Regions from separate parts of the Homo sapiens genome. Here region 2 is linked to region 1. Evidence: read pairs that join two places in POLR2A ChIA-PET (ENCODE). Cell type or tissue: A673. All regions are shown on one strand. Each heading gives the region's core, and the rest is flanking DNA. Links, peaks and the distances in the headings are about the cores only. Region 1 overlaps LOC105370912 (a long non-coding RNA gene). Region 2 has its middle 16 kb from the start of SKIC8.

Region 1 (2,909 bases), core at 233-2,732:
CAGGCCCTGGCAATCTAGGGCATGGATAGTAATGACAAAAGACAGCTGGGACAATAGTCAGCAATGTATGGACTGGCCTTTCCTCAGCACTGCCTTCCTCATTTCTCAGCACCACCAGGCTCGACCCAGCACAGCTCATCCACCCACCCCAATGACAGAATGCAGCCAGAACTGTGGTCAATATGGAGTGGCACCTTTGAGAGAGGTGAGCTTCTCTGAGCTTCCCTGGGGAAATATAGTTCATGTACTAGGACAGCCGAGAGGGGCTTGAAAGGATGGAGACGTTTTATAAACTGTGGGTAAAAATTCCCATGTGTTCCCAGGATGAACCACACCTTTGGAATTGTTCCAAAGAACAATTAGAGAGTATAGTTCTGTAGAGAGTACAGTTCTTTAGAGAGTATAGTTCTGTCCCTACAGATTCCGGCAAATGGTGGGGCAAAACACAGAGTCATTTTAACCAAACATCCAAAGGCAAAGTATTCAACAGCATCATCAGTGTGCAAGTAATAACAGTCCAATTAAATTAGGAAGCCCAGCAGATGTATCCTATTAGCGTCATCAAGACTTAAATCCTACTGCTCCTCTCCAGCAGTGTAGGCCTTCTCAAGTCTCCCTGCACATGGGTAGGTGGGTAAAGCTTGGCTGATCGGCAGGGGGATGAGGAGATGGTGAACATCACGTTGGGAATCAACAGACCTGTGTTCACATGTTAAAACTTGTGTGACCTTGCGTAAGTCATGTGATTGTCTATGCCTCATTTCCCCTTCTTTAAAATGTGTGTCTTGTGTTTCTAAAACTAAATGGGAGCTCTCCTTTACTTGCTCCCTTAACCCTGTGAAATCTGGTTTTCATTCTCATCATCTTTCAGGGCCTCTGAGCAAGTTCCTGTGCCTGTTTCTTTCAACGAGGATAACTACTTCCACCTGCCTTTGTAATTTGTTCCTGGGACAAAGAAAGCCTCTTGAGGAGGCTGGCCTGCCCTGCATATGTTGGATAAACGCTTGAAATATGGACCTGTCCCCATCTCTCGCCTTTCCCCGGAATTCAGGACTGAATGGATGCTGCCTGCATTTTGGGGAGTGGGAGTTTTGCTTTTCCTTTGCTTTGCTACTTACTCACTCTGATGAACAAGGAGGAGACTGACAGCTTCACAGTCCTGGATCATTTCCTGCCCTGTTCTCCCATCCAGCTCATGGAAGTCAGCAACTCCATCCACTCATTGCACAGAGACCAGAAAGGGGAAGGGATTTTCTCACTGTCTCACAGCAACTAATGGCCAAGCTGTGGTGGGCGTCTTGGTGGTCTGATTCCAATTCAAGTTGGAGTGAGAGAGTGAGAAGATTATGGGCTGTGGCCTCAAGCCAACCAGGGTCTAAACCCAGCATTGCCTCTGGCTTACTTGTGTCTCCTCTGCTTCCTCATTCTTAGAATGGAAATCATCATCATCATCTCATAGAAGTGTTATGGGCAACAGACAGGATAATGTACATGAAGCTCATACAGCCTTAGGATTAAAACCAGTGAAGACCCAAACGACTGTACCTGGGAATTTAAGATAAACAGGGTGTGTTACTGCCTGGCACAAACTGGGAATTTGTGCAAAGGTAAGATACCAAGCAGGACAGTATTTCTCCTTGAGGGACCGTGAAATCTTCTCATCATTTAAGCTTATGAAACGAGGTGGAGCCTCATTTCTTAAAGGGGGAAATGCAAATCAAAACTACCTGGGTATCATATGAAATTATACCTTGATAAAGCTGATTTTTAAAACATTACCCTGAGAATTGTAAAGATCAACAGTCCTGATAACAAGCCAGGCATCGTGGCTCATGCCTGTAGTTCCAACTACTTGAGAGGCTGAGGTGGGAGGATTGCTGGAGCCCAGGAGTTTGAGGCCAGCCTGGGCAGCATAGCAAGACCCTCTTAAAAAAATAAAATCCTGGCCAGGCGCGGTGGCTCATGCCTGTAATCCCAGCACTTTGGGAGGCCGAGGTGGGCAGATCACGAGGTCAGGAGATCGAGACAATCCTGGCTAACACGGTGAAATCCCGTCTCTACTAAAAATACAAAAAATTAGCCGGGCATAGTGGCAGGCACCTGTAGTCCCAGCTACTCGGGAGGCCGAGGCAGGAGAATGGTGTGAACCCAGGAGGCGGAGCTTGCAGTGAGCCAAAATCGCGCCACTGCACTCCAGCCTGGGTGACAGAGCGAGACTCCGTCTCAAAAAAAAAAAAAAAATCCTGGCCAGTGGCTCACACCTGTAATCCCAGCACTTTGGGAGGCCAAGGCAGGAGGATCACTTGAGGCCAGGAGTTCGAGACTAGTCTGGGTAACATAGTAAGACCCCCTTCTCTACAAAAAAAAAAAAATAATAATAAATTAGCAGCCGGGCACAGTGGCTTACACCTGTAATCCCAGCACTTTGGGAGGTCGAGGCAGGTGGATCACGAGGTCAGGAGATGGAGACCATCATGGCTAACACGGTGAAAGCCCGTCTCTACTAAAAATACAAAAAATTAGCCGGGTGTGGTGGCGGGTGCCTGTAGTTCCAGCTACTCGGGAGGCTGAGGCGGGAGAACGGCGTGAACCCGAGAGGCGGAGCTTGCAGTGAGCCGAGATCGCGCCACTGCACTCCATCCTGACTCCAGCGAGACTCTGTCTCAAAAAAAAAAAAAAAAAAATCTGCCAGCCACGGTGGTGTGTGCCTGTTTTCCCAGCTACTTGGGAGGCTAAGGCAGGAGGATTACCTGAGCCCAGGTGGTCGAGGCTACAGTGAGCTATGATCCCACTCCAGCCTGGGTGACAGAGTAAGACCTCATCTCAAAAAAAAAAGAAAAATAATCCTGATAACAGATGGTTATCAAAGGGCATAGGGAAGCGGAGGTATCCAGTGGTGCAAGCTCTGT
Region 2 (2,909 bases), core at 195-2,694, 93 kb before region 1:
GGCCTGGTGGCTAATGGGCCTCCCCACTCGGGACCCACTTTGACCTGCGCTTCCTGGCTGAACCTGGGCCTCTGGAATTCTCTGTCTGTTCTCTGGTCCCCTCTTATCCTTGTCCCTAAGCCAGGAGCATGCCCCGAGGTTGGGTTCTAACCTGGGCTCAGCCACTTGTAAGAAAAGTAACTTTAGCTATTGAAACTCTGTTTTCTTATCTGTATTTTTAAAAATTTTAGTTTTTATTTATTTTGTAGAGACAGGGTCTCACTGTGTTGCCCAGGCTGGTCTTGGACTTCTGGCCTAAAGCGATCCTCCCACCTTGACTTTCCAAAGTGCTAGGGTTACAGGTGTGAGCCACGTGCCCAGCCTCACCTGTAAAATGAAGACAATTTCTTCTTGGGTCTGTTACGAAGATTAATAAGACAAGGACTCAGCAGCACTTAGCGCAGTGCTTGGCTTACAGAGAGTGCTTGATAAACGGGAGCGAATAGTGATAGGATCATTGCTTCCTGTTTTGAGTCTTTCATTCTGCTGAAAGGTAAGGTCTCAGGGAAGGACATGGCTGACCTAAGATCCCCAAGAGGGCCAGGGCAGAGTGGGGATGTGAGCCTAGTCCCCAGATGCCCACTCCCATCCACAGCCTTCTGTGTCTCTAGTACTGTGCTCTGGCTTTCCGTGAGTGGCCAGCTATGGCTTCCTGGCTGCTGGCACTCCTTCCATCCTTTCTGCCACTCTTCCTGCTCTGTGTCTGCATTTTAAAGGGGGCTTTAGGCTGGCTCAGTGGCTCATGTCTGTAATCCCAGAACTTTGGGAGACTGAGGCAGAAGGATTGCTTGAGGTCAGGAGTTCAACACCAGCCTGGGCAACATAGCAAGACCCTGTCTCTATAAAAAATAAGAAAATTAGCCAGGCATGGTGGTATGCACCTGTGGTCCCAGCTATTTGGGAGGCTGAGGCAGGAGTTTGAGGCTGCTGTGAGCCATGATTTTGCCACTGCTCTCCAGCCTGGGTGACAAGGCAAGATCCTGTTTCTAAAAAAATAAAAAAGGAGGGGGGTCATCAGTGTTTTCACCAGGGCCAGGCTCAGGCTCTGTGGGAGAACAGGGGCTGAGGACTCTCCCCCTGACCCCTAGAAGCCCTGCCACGAGGGTGGGGAGGACCTACGACTAGGCAGTCAGAGCCCTCTGCAGCACTCAGGGGCTTGGCCACAAGAGGGAGGGAAAGGGCTTGGCAGAGTAGTCAGGAGACCTAGGTTCCAGCCTTACCTCCACCACCTATGTGCTGTGTGCTTACAGCACATCACTGCTCTCTCTGGGACCCAATTTCCTTGATCACACATACATGCGACCCTCTGCAGTGGCCAGGGTCTCACTCAGCCCAGAAGGGTACTGAGCTCTGGCCAGACAGGGCACAATTCTTTCCTCTCAGAAAACGACAGCTTCTTGGGCCGGGCCTCTGGGGACAGGGGTTCCTGCTCTCTAGGAGCTGCCTGTAAAGGTCCCTTGTCAATTAATTTGGCAGCTCAGTGTTCAGGGGCAAGTGCTCTTTGAGAGGCCTAATGTATCCCCATCAGAAATGACTTATGGGATTCTCCGTGGGGCTGTGATCATGCCCTGCCCCCCGCCATGCCCCCTCAAGGCTTGCTTTGTCATCCAGTCCCTGTGTTTGCATGTGTCATTGCCCAGCCACCCCCTGGTCAGAGGGTGGCCACGGGAGACTCATTGGAGGCACATTATCGGACACTGGTTGTGAGGGATGATGGAGGGGCAGGCCCATCTGCACACACATTAAGCCCTTTGTCTCTGGACTCAGTGGGAAGATGAATGAGGCCTGTCGCTAGGCCTCTGCTGCCTGGGGGACAAAAGGGGCCTGGAACAGGCCTTGGGATGGGTGTTGGGTGGAAAGCAGCCTGTGCGCATCTCTTCAGACAGAACCAGATCTAACAGGCTTAACCAGAGACAGCTGAGAGGAGGCAGGCGGTCAGGAAGGAGTCCCAGAAAGCCCCGGGAGTCAGGCGGGGTTTCTGCTTGACGGAGCCCGGTGTTTCCCCTATAAAAGCTGATGCTTGGTCTTAGGGGCTGGGGCTCCATTTGCATTGTGTAAATACAGGCTGGCAGCGCTCTCAGATGAGCTGATTCAAACTCCTCACTCTACCGTGGGGAACCTCAGGCCTGAAAAAGCAAGGACTCACTCACCTAAGGTCGTTTCAGGAATCAGCAGCGGGGGCAGGACAAGAACCGATGTGATAAAATTCCATAGCCACCACCGCCCTATTTGGTGCAGATCCAACTAAACACACCCTCAATGACTCTGAGACAAGGTACAGTTTCCTGAGGGCAAGAGAAGGGCGAAACGGGACTTTTGCTCATTCCTGGACTTTTAGGGGTTGACAGATTGGCTCTAAAGTTTATATGGATGAATAAATATACAAGGATAACCGGGAGGCCTCTGGGTATAGGAGGCTTTGTTGCTTCAGAGGGTCAGGCAGGGCTGGCAGCACAACAGAGCTGTGAAGTGCAGGGCCAGCAATGGCAGGAGCTGTGCCGAGGTTGCCCCCGTGAGCCTCCTACAACGCAGGTGAACACATCACTCCGCAGCTCATCAACCTTTTGTGGCTCCCCATGGCCACAGGGCACAGTCCCAACTTCTCAGCCTGGCATCTGAGGCCCTCTGTGATCTGCCTCTGCTTCTTCTCACACCCATCTCCAGAAGGCAGCCCAGTCTAAATGTCAGCACCCTGGGGAGCCCTCTTCTGGACACTCACAGCGTGCTGCTCCGAGCACTGCCATGCCAGGTGACTTCACTCTCCTGATTTTGAAGATCCCTGTTTCCATGCCTCTCCTTCGGTGAATCATATGTTCTGGGCCTGACCTGGATCCCCAGTCCTGACACCCAGCCCAGCACGGGAGCTCAGT

Evidence for each region. Peaks named below come from ENCODE experiments on the same cell type or tissue, not always from the same donor. Only the 100,000 strongest peaks of a DNase experiment are listed, where the experiment ranks them.
Region 2: POLR2A ChIA-PET joins it to region 1 with 6 read pairs; 9 of 35 experiments call an interaction of 5 or more read pairs at or near these places.

What each region holds. Positions count from the first base shown.
Region 1 is chr15:78,407,729-78,410,637 of GRCh38, forward strand. LOC105370912 (a long non-coding RNA gene) reads left to right here. Exons shown (of 4, transcript XR_932506.3): 3 at 110-205; 4 at 872-2,909. Among named protein-coding and RNA genes, the nearest start is that of IREB2, 29 kb to the right of the region's middle. In A673, for the core only: no CTCF peak of the experiment used is centred there; no DNase peak of the experiment used is centred there.
Region 2 is chr15:78,314,654-78,317,562 of GRCh38, forward strand. No RefSeq gene overlaps it. Among named protein-coding and RNA genes, the nearest start is that of SKIC8, 16 kb to the left of the region's middle. RefSeq lists an enhancer at 1,095-1,144 and a silencer at 2,014-2,123. In A673, for the core only: a CTCF peak has its summit at 1,202 (motif pointing right); a DNase peak (open chromatin) is centred at 1,208; H3K27ac peaks cover 399 bases.